2 separate regions of the Homo sapiens genome follow, and region 1 is linked to region 2. A link is a contact called in ENCODE Hi-C or POLR2A ChIA-PET data. All regions are on one chromosome and are shown on one strand. The core of a region is the stretch at or near the end of the contact, and the rest is flanking DNA. Distances in the headings are between cores, read along the strand shown. Region 1 holds the start of PSMB10 (proteasome 20S subunit beta 10). Region 2 overlaps RANBP10 (RAN binding protein 10).

Evidence for each region. A loop is a pair of places that touch in the nucleus more often than their neighbours do. ChIA-PET counts read pairs that join two places held with the same protein, here RNA polymerase II (POLR2A). Pooled maps may share reads with other maps.
Region 1: a pooled map shows a loop between it and region 2 (2.3-fold over the local background). The contact joins the promoter of PSMB10 here to the enhancer-like site in region 2. A Hi-C loop is called at or near these places in 1 of 50 pooled maps. POLR2A ChIA-PET finds 5 or more read pairs at or near these places in 2 of 52 experiments (WTC11 and activated naive CD4-positive, alpha-beta T cell).

What each region holds. Positions count from the first base shown.
Region 1 is chr16:67,933,291-67,938,264 of GRCh38, forward strand. PSMB10 (proteasome 20S subunit beta 10) reads right to left here and starts at 3,560. Exons shown (of 8, transcript NM_002801.4): 1 at 3,404-3,560; 2 at 3,108-3,195; 3 at 2,925-3,022; 4 at 2,673-2,813; 5 at 2,292-2,407; 6 at 2,130-2,188; 7 at 1,507-1,658; 8 at 1,216-1,381. The coding sequence starts at 3,459. The coding sequence ends at 1,270. RefSeq lists enhancers at 2,130-2,329, 2,480-2,669, 2,960-3,239, 3,490-3,739.
Region 2 is chr16:67,780,240-67,784,847 of GRCh38, forward strand. All of the region lies in intron 2 of RANBP10 (RAN binding protein 10), which reads right to left. Among named protein-coding and RNA genes, the nearest start is that of RANBP10, 24 kb to the right of the region's middle. RefSeq lists an enhancer at 1,221-1,370. Within about 2 kb of position 1,437, at least 4 of the 41 ENCODE cell types and tissues checked have a DNase peak (open chromatin) inside an H3K27ac peak, as active enhancers do.

The sequences.
Region 1 (4,974 bases), core at 2,310-4,809, 160 kb after region 2:
CAGGAGAATGGCGTGAACCTGGGAGGCGGAGCTTCCAGTGAGCTGAGATTGCGCCACTGCACTCCAGAGCCTGGGTGACAGAGCGAGACTCCGTCTCAAAAAAAAAAAAAAAAAAAAGGAGCGATGAATTAATGGATAGAGGGATGAATAGATGATAAAACAAATATAACAAAATATTTGCACTCCAGAGCCTGGGTGACAGAGCGAGACGCCGTCTCAAAAAAAAAAAAAAAAAAAAAAAAAGGAGCGATGAATTAATGGATAGAGGGATGAATAGATGATAAAACAAATATAACAAAATACTGTCAGGTCTGTGGTGACCTGACAGTATAAGGGTATTCAATATACAACTCTTTCTACTTTTCTGTTACATTTACAAATGTTCATTAATAGAATGTTGGGGTGCAGGGAGCACACTCAGCGGCCTGGGGATGTGCAGCCCGGCATAGACCCTCCCTGGGCCCTGGGTAGACTCTCCCTGACATTTCTGAAGCTCCAGCGGAGTTCAGCCGTTCTCGCTGAGGACAGGATGCTCTTGCTGGCACCCAGCAGCCAGGCCTGAGACTCAGCAGGGGCCCAGCAAAGGTTTGTTGGAGAAACGTGTCATCTCTCCCCATGTGAGTCCTGTGACCCTTATTAGCCTGGAAAACTTGGAGTCACAAGCCCAGCATGTGCAGACAGAAGACGAGCTTCACGTGAGCAGTGCAGGCATGCCTCGTCATCTAAGGGGTGTCACAGGTAAAGATGTTGCGAGGTTGAGGAGTGCTTGGTGAGAACTTGCCTTGGAGTCAGGGAGCGGCTCCTCTTGTCAGCACTTTAGCCCTCAGTGGGGCCTGTGGGGGCCTGATTGAAAGGTATGAGCTTTGTCCTGGGCCACTGAGGAGCCATGGAAAGTCTCTAGGAGGGGGTAGTACATGGGGTATTTCATAATTTACAAGTCTCCAGTGGACTAGAGGGCAAGAGCAAGACAGTGGAGTGGTGGGGGAGCCTTCAAGTGTGGAGTCAGAAGGAAGGTTTGGGTGGAGACCAAGCCTGCAATGCTGGCCAGGGCTGGGGTTCTGGAGTTGTAGGTGCCTGAGGTTATGGGTGAAGGGCATCTCTTAGGCCAGACACTAGAGCTATGGTAGGTAATGGCCCCTGCAGGGACGCCTTAGCTACAGAGCCCTGCTGGCTGCCTGCCCACCCCATTCCACTCAAGAATGACACAGCCATCTGTTTAACTGTATTTTCTGGGTTTATTCCCCCTTGTTCCAAGCTCTAAGCCTCAGCTTACTCCACCTCCATAGCCTGCACAGTTTCCTCCACTAGCTCCAGGGTTAGTGGCTTCACTGTCTGGGTCAGGACAGCTGTGGTTCCAGGCACAAAGTGGTAGCGGCCAGACCTGGGAGGGAGGAGGGACAGCCTCTGAACATGGGCCTGTCATGTGGCCCATCCCCTTTTTGCAGCCCCCTATCTCCCCTGCTATAGCCCCACACATCCCTGTGGTCCCCGATCTCCAGCTCTCACCTCTTCACGGGCTCTGTGGGTGAGCTCAGTGTCCGCAGCAGCTTGGCGCCAGTCTTTGTGATCACACATGCGTCCACATTGCCCCCGGAGCCCAGGTCACCCAAGATCCCGGCGGTGACGGCTTCCACCAGCAGCCCCTGAGCAGCCTCCAGCTGCGGTGATGGGTGTGTGAGACCTAACGGGCTCTCTCTGCTGTTAACTTAGGCTACAGCCTGGGGACTTGCCTGTCCACTTACCCAATCTGGTCTTGCCCTCCAAACCCCCACTGTGTTTCTCCCTCTGAGCCTTAGCCACCTCTGAGGCAACATCACCTGCTTCCATCCCACCCCAAACAAAATCTAGGCTCCAGACGTTGATATAAGTAGGACCCTACTGGTCCTTCTCTCCGCCCTCGGCTCCTAAAGATCCTCTGTGAGCTTCGACTTCTCCCAGCCGTGCAGGCTTTGGTATTGGACGGTGTTATGTCGGGACCGCACTTCTCTGCCCTTACTCCACTCACCCTTCAGTGGTCACCTCCTCCGACAAGCCTTAGCCACCCGCACTGGGCCAGGGTCCTGTGCTCCCCCAGCTCCCGGGTGCACATCCCACCAGCGACCACAAAGTCGGGGACAGAGGCCGCTCACCGTCATGTTCGGCTGGAACCGGTCTTCTAGCACCGCCAGGGCCGCGTCCTGACCAGAGCCTGAAGGCAGGAGAAGCATCTGAAGTCAACCGCTGCGACGCCGTTTGGAGTGAGGCCAAGGTCACAGGGGCAGAGTTCGAGGAGAAGGGACAGAAGCGCTCACCCAGGGCTGTGAAGGGCAGACGGCTGTAGGAGCCATGGGGATGCACACCGTAGAGCTGCGGTCCAGTCAGGTCTACGCCGCCCACGATCAGCGATGCACCCACGTGGCCCTGGTACCTGCTCGAGGATGGGCGGGGTCGGCCACAAGCTGGGGCCTAGGCCCCACCTCTCTATGCCCAGCTCCTAGGTGCTATCCCCGCCCCTTCCTGTGGGCTGGCGCCCGATGACTGACATCGCCTTTTCCTGTAGCCCAGGTTCTCTTGGGCCGGCCTCTTCCGGTCACCTGGCCCGTCGCGGTCCCGCCCTTCTTTCTGTCCCGCCTTCCAATGGCCCCAACCCCGTAACTACCCCTGCCGGGGTCCTGTTAGCCCTGCCCCCGCACCTGAAGAGCGTCTGGCGCAGGATGCGAGTGACCGTGGCCACGCGGGGCTCGCGGCCCGTAGATAACGCGTGTAGCTCCATCTTGGACGCCACCATCCGTGTGGTCATCTCGGCGTCCGCGGCTACTCCAGCCCCACAGCAGCTGAGGCAAAAGGGAGGATCGGTGTGGGCAGGGCTGGGACGTGCGGGGACCGGAGTGGGAACGAGGGGGCCGTTCTTTTTTGCGTACGGGAACTGGGCTCGGGAGTCTCACTAGATTTTGGGGGCGATGAAGTGGATCTTCTCGCAGCTCTTGTCCGCCACGACCGAATCGTTAGTGGCTCGCGTATCGGCGCCCAGAATGACCCCGTCCTGAGGAGAGGGAGGGACCGCAGCTTCAGTGCCTGCTCGATACTCTCGGCTCCCCTCCAGCTCCCCGTCCCTCCCCGCTGCTCACTTGGAACACCAGGCCCGCGATGGTGGTCCCGGTCTTGCGTGCGTGAGGGACCTTGAGCCCCGGGAGGACGCGTTCCAATGATGCATTTCTGGAAACGGAGGAGGGCGCCCATGTTTCGGCTCTGCTTTCAAGACCCCTGTTGCTTCCCCTAACCTGGTCCCCGTCTCCCTCATCTTCCGGGGTAAGCCTGGAACCCAAGTCGACCAACACACCCTCCCCCACCCCCAGCCAGGAAAAAAGGCCACGAGCAAGCAGAGGCGGCTCAGGAGTGACCGCCCCCCGCGCCCCCGCTTCACCTTTGGCAGTTCTCGAAGGAGAAGCCCCCTCGGGGCTCCAGGGCTGGCTTCAGCATCTTGGGGCAGGCAGAGGGGATTAGGGGTCGCGGGCGGATGAGTCGGCCAGACAAGCGGGGCCAGTGAGCAGCTAAAAAGTCCTCTGCTAGGCTTCACGTCTGTACTTCCTGCTTTCGCTTTCGCCTTTACCCTTCCTCAAAGGCCCGTGGCGGTTTTCTGCATCTTGTCTTTCACTTTTGGCTTCACTTGTGGCTCTGAGCATTTGGGGAACCGGGTGATGTCCCTTGCTGTGCCCTCTGTGCTGCTCACTGGGTACTCTGTTGGATAGAGGGACAAATCTCTTCCCTTCTGGACTTGTTCAGGTCCTCCTCCCCCTCCATCTGAGCCCCTTGCTCTTACCCTAGCCTCAACTCTGACCTCCAGTCCCAGCATAGTAAAGCTCTCAGAGCCTTGGCCAAGTCAGCATTGTTGCTGGCCACCCAGTAGCATCAGGCATAGCTGACTTTTGTTCCTTGTCACCTTTCTTCCAACTCTTGCCTCTTTTGTTGCCTTTACTCCTCTGCAAAAACCTCAAACAGAGGCTCAGTCCTCAGTCACAGGGACCCTGGTCTTTCCATCTTCCATCTCAGGTGCCATCTTCCCTCTCTCAAGAGGGCACCATGGGTGTTGGGTTCCACTCATGGCCAAGCCTTGTTATTTCACCTCCCCAGTGACCTCTTGTCTGCACACATCCTTTTCCTAGCACTTCTAGTCTCAGCTAGCATCCTCTCCCACCTGGACATTGCACTGGCCTCCCTGGTTACCTTGCAATTCTTGCCCCCCGCCCCCCGACCCCCAGGCTACTCCTTACCCTGCAGAGAGCGGGTCTTTCTAAATTGGAAATCTGGTCACATTCTTTCTCTGGTTTAAACCCTTCAGCAGTCTGGGCCTGGTGGCTCACACCTGTAATCCCAGCACTTTGGAAGCCCAGGAGTTCGGGGCTGCAGTGAGTATGGATCATACCATTGCACTCCAGCCTGGGCAATAGACCCCGTCTCAAAGGGGGAAAAAAAAGACTTGGGTTTGAGGCTAAGAGCAGCACGCAGCTGCCAAAGGGTTTATCTTAATTTTTTTTTTTTTTTTTTGAGATGGGGTCTTACTCTGTTGCCCAGGCTGGAGTACAATGGTGTGATCTCGGTTCACTGGAACCTCTGCCTCCCAGGCACAAGCACTCTTCCACCTCAGCCTCCTGAGTAGCTGGGACCACAGGCACACACCACCATGCCTGGCTAATTTTTTTTTTTTTTTTTTTTTTTGGTAGAGATGGGGTTTCACCGTGTTGCCCAGGCTGGTCTTGAACTCCTGAGCTCAGGCGATCCACCCTCCTCAGCCTTCCAAAGTGCTAGGCTTATAACCATGAACCACTGTGCCTGGCCTATTTTACGGTTTTTTTTTTTTTTTTTTTTGGACACAGGGTCTTGCTGTTGCTCAGGCTGGAATGCCGTGGCACCATCTTGGCTCACTGCAACCTCTGCCTCCCAGGTTCAAGCAATCCTCCCACCTCAGCCTGCCTAGTAGATTTGACTACAGCTGTG
Region 2 (4,608 bases), core at 187-2,686:
ACAAACAAACAAAAAAACACAGCAGAATGTGAAAAGGCATAGAGGCAAGAAAGCAGCCACGTGGTTGGGGAACTAAGAGAAGTTTAGTATGACTGGGTTACAGTCTGGGCAGACCTAGAAAGACAGACAGCTGGATCTGGAAATGGGCTGTGCATGCACAGCCTGCATGCTAGCTTAAGGAGTCTGAACTTCATGAGAGGTAAATGGGAAGCCACAGAAGGGGCTAAGCTGGGGATGGTGGCTTCAGCCTATAATCCCAGCTACTTGGGAGGCCAAGGCGGGAAGATCATTGGAAGCCAGGAGTGCAAGACCAGCCTAGACAACATAACAAGACCACCTCTGTCTCTAAAAAAAAGAAAGGGTACAGCTGATCAAACAGCTGATATTTGAAAAATGGATTGAAGAACCAAAACTGGACACTTCCAGAGTCATTCCCATGGAAGATGACAAGGGTGGGACAGGAGCAGTGGGATGATGTGGAGACAGGCAAGTGCTCTTTAGAACACAGTTAATTTATTGGGTGGGGGAGGAGCTAGAGAAGCCCAAGACACTGCCCAGCACAACCAGGCACCAAGGAAAGGTCAATTCTCTGAGACCCACTTGGAAATACTGGAGCCAAAGTGCTCAGTCAGAGTTAGCAGCAGCCATTCTCCAGCTGTGCTCTCTAGCCCTGGCATTGATGCCACGCACACACATCTCAGAACACAGCTCCAAGGAGCAAACACAGTTTACAATCCTAGACTCCAATCTCACCTCTGCCACTGAGTTCAACACATGCCCACTGGCATGTCCCATGTGCTCTCAGAGCCTGCTTTATCAGCTATTACCTTGAGGCTGGAGAGCCCCCAAAGCAGCCATTCAACAGGATCAGACAAACGAGCACCTGAGCGCAGTGCCGGAGGCTGAAGGTGGATGATGGGACAACCCCACTTTGTCCATTCATTCATACACTGGAGGATCTTCCAGCATCAGGATCTGGTAAGGAAATGAGGCCATTCTGGAAGGCCTGGATCTCAGGACATCTAAAACAAACACCTGTTTACTTGAGATTACCAAGGAGAAAGGAGGTGAATATTTGCTTCCTTGTTGGTAATGGGCCAGGCTATGCTAGAAACACTCACAGATACAACCTGCCTGGGTCAGCCTGGGAGGGAGGGCGGCAACAAGGGCTTTTACTCCCGGAGCAGGTGACTAGAATAGATAGAGCAGCTTAGCTCCCAACACTTCTCTACCAGGGCCTTCTTTTCTAACTGCAGGATATATTTCAGGAGCTGGGGAGAGGGAATTATTTACGCTATGACACAGGTGAAAGTAAGGTAAAGCCATCTGATTTACTCCTTTCTTCTATATGGCAGCAAAGTGGAGAAGAAATATCATGCCAGAGAGGTGAGACAGGAAGCACAGAGAGGCAACAGACAAGCTCTTCGTGGCAGTGAGGCCATGAGTAGGCCTGTAACTTCTCAGTTCCTACCGTTGCCTGCCAAAACCACAATGCAAGGTGGAGATACGAGAACAGCTATTCTGCCCTATCTAGCTCAAGAGAGAAGAGGGCAGCAAATAGGCACTGCTTGGGACAAGTGGAGTCGAGATCCACCAGAACACAAGATAGAGAAGAAGCAACCGCACCTGGAAGCAGGCAGCAAAGGCCCACAGGTGTCCACACTCACAAATCCACCCAGAAGCTCCCACTATCCACTGCAACTGGCAGGGGGTCCATGCTGCCACCCGAGCAAGGGGGTCCACCCAGCCCTGCCACCCGAGCTCAAGTCTGCTGAAACCCTGCAGTCATGTGGAGAGCTGCAAGCACAGTCCAGTCCTCTTGGATTCCTTTTTCTCTTTGCTTTTCCAGATTTTCTACAACTAACACAAATTACTTTTTACAATTTTTAAATTTTAATTTCTATTTTTAGTTTTTATTTGAGACAGGGTCTCACTCTGTCTCCCAAGCTGGAGTGCAATGGTGAGACCTTGCTCACTGCAACCTCTGCCTCCCAGGCTCAAGCCATCCTCCCACATCAGCCCCCTGAATAGCTGGGACCATAGGTGAGTGCCACCACACCTGGGTAGTTTAGAGATGGGGATTTGCCCTGTTGCCTAGGCTAGTCTTGAACCCCTGAGCTCAAGCGATCAGCCTGCCTTGGCCTCCCAAAATGCTTGGATTACAAGTGTGAGCCACCGTACCCAGCCAATTATTTTATTTTATATTTTATTTTATTTTATTATTTTTTTAGAGACGAAGTCTTGCTCTGTCACCCAGGCTGGAGTGCAGTGCCGCGATCTTGGCTCACTGCAACCTCTGCCTCCCAGGTTCAGGCAATTCTCCTGCATCAACTTCCCAAGTAGCTGGGACTACAAGGCGTGCGCTACCACACCCAGCTAATTTTTGTATTTTTCAGTAGAGATGGGGTTTCACTATATGTTGGCCAGGCTGGTCAACTCCTGACCTCATGTAATCCGCCCAGCTCGGCTTCCCAAAGTGCTGGGATTACAGGCATAAGCCACCGTGCTGGGCCAAAAATCACTTTTAAGAGCCATCTCTTAAAAGCCACTTTTAAGAGCCATCTCTTAAAAGCCACTTTTAAGAGCCATCTCTTAAAAGCCACTTTTAAGAGCCATCTCTTAAAAGCCACTTTTAAGAGCCATCTCTTAAAAGCCACTTTTAAGAGTAATGGCTACATACTGCAGAGGTTTTTGGCTCTCACTCATCAGACTCTCTCTGGATCACCCCAGGACATTTCAGTGATGGGGGACACATTAGGGAACGTGGCTTTCACAGTCAGCTCCTTGGTCCACCTAGCACCCCGAGTCTTGACAGAAGGGCAGAGGCTGCATCACAACAGTACAGCTTCAGAAACAGTCAAAATCCTTGCTGAGCAGAGGCCCTGAGGTTCCGGCTCACATGGCACCTAGTATGTCCCAAGCTGGGCACAGAGCACACACGCAGGAGACCCTGCTGCAGTGAGACAGATTTGGCACAGCTCCAACTGACTAGAGTTTCTTCTGCGACCCAGGCAGGCCTGGTGGTGGACAGAGGACAGAACTTTAGAAACCAGGGCCACCTGACTCTCACACCTCCCAGATATGTACAAGGCCACGGGAAGGAGACGACCCCTTTACTGTACTCTACCACCCAGTCCTGATAACAAGTTTGAGAACCCTGCACAGAGAACCCCTTTGGCAACAAGTCTGACTTCCCCTCCTGCCTCCTGAAGAGTTCTGAGGTGACAAGAACACTTCACAGCAGGGCTCCAAACACAACACCCTTGACTCTAAAAGGCTGGTCTCAGACACTCCAGCCTAATTCAAGACTATGGGTCTTAGATTTCAACCCACATATCAGGTTCCTTATTAGAGGAGGAAAGGTTAAACCAAAGGCTCCTAAGCTCCTTCCCAGCTTTGACCTAGACTTCAATTCTTCACAGAAAAATGTCTGTGCACATTGTAAATGTGCAGTGCCCAGATGCAAACCCAAGATGAGGAAGACCCTGGAACAGCAATCAAAAAGCCACTAAGAAGACATCAGGCTGAGTGCGGTGGCTCACGCCTATAATCCCAGCACTTTGGGAGGCCAAGGCAGGTGGATCACAAGGTCAGGAGTTCAAGACCAGCCTAGCCAAGATGGTAAAACCCCATCTCTACTAAAAATACAAAAAAATTAGCCGGGCGTGCTGACGGGTGTCTATAATCCCAGCTACTCGGGAGACTGAGGCAGAGAAGTGTTTGAACCTGGAAGGTGGAGGTTGCAGTGAGCCAAGATGGCGCCACTGCACTCCAGCCTGAGTGACAGAGAGAGAGACTCCGTCTCAAAAAAAAAAAAAAAAAAAAGACATCAAAGGAAAAGAAAGTTATAGAGCAATATAGATGAATATAGATGCAAAAATCCTTAATAGAATAGTAGCAGACCAAATCCAACAGTGTATTAAAAGGATTATATACCACAACCTAATGGGATTTATCCCAGAAAGGCAAGGATGGTTCAACATAAGAAAATCAGGTGGAGGCCGGGAGAGGTGGCTCACGCTTGTTAATTCCAGTATTTTGGGAGCCCAAGGCGGGTGGATCATTTGAGGTCAGGAGTTTGAAACCAGCCTGACCAACATGGTGAAACCCTATCTCTACTAAAAATACAAAATTAGGCCAGGCCTGGTGGCTCACGCCTGTAATCCCAGCACTTTGGGAGGCCAAGGCGGGAGGATCACCTGAGGTTGGGAGTTTGAGACCAGCCTGACCAACATGGAGAAACCCCGTCTCTACTAAAAATACAAAATTAGCCGGGCGTGGTGGCCCATGCCTCTAATCCCAGCTACTCTGGAGGCTGAGGCAGGAGAATCATTTGGACCTGGGAGGTGAAGGTTGCGGTGAGCCAAGATCGAGTCATTGCGCTCCAGCCTGGGCCACAAGAGTGAAACTCCATCCCAAAAAAAAAAAAATTAACCTAGCTTGGTGGTGTATGCCTGTAATCCCGGCTACTCGGGAGGCTGAGGCAGGAAAATCGCTTGAACCCGGGAGGCGGAGGTTGCAGTAAGCCGAGATTGAGCCATTGCACTCCAGCCTGGGTGACAAGAGCGAAACTCCATCTAAAAAAAAAAAAGAAAAAGAAAAGAAAAG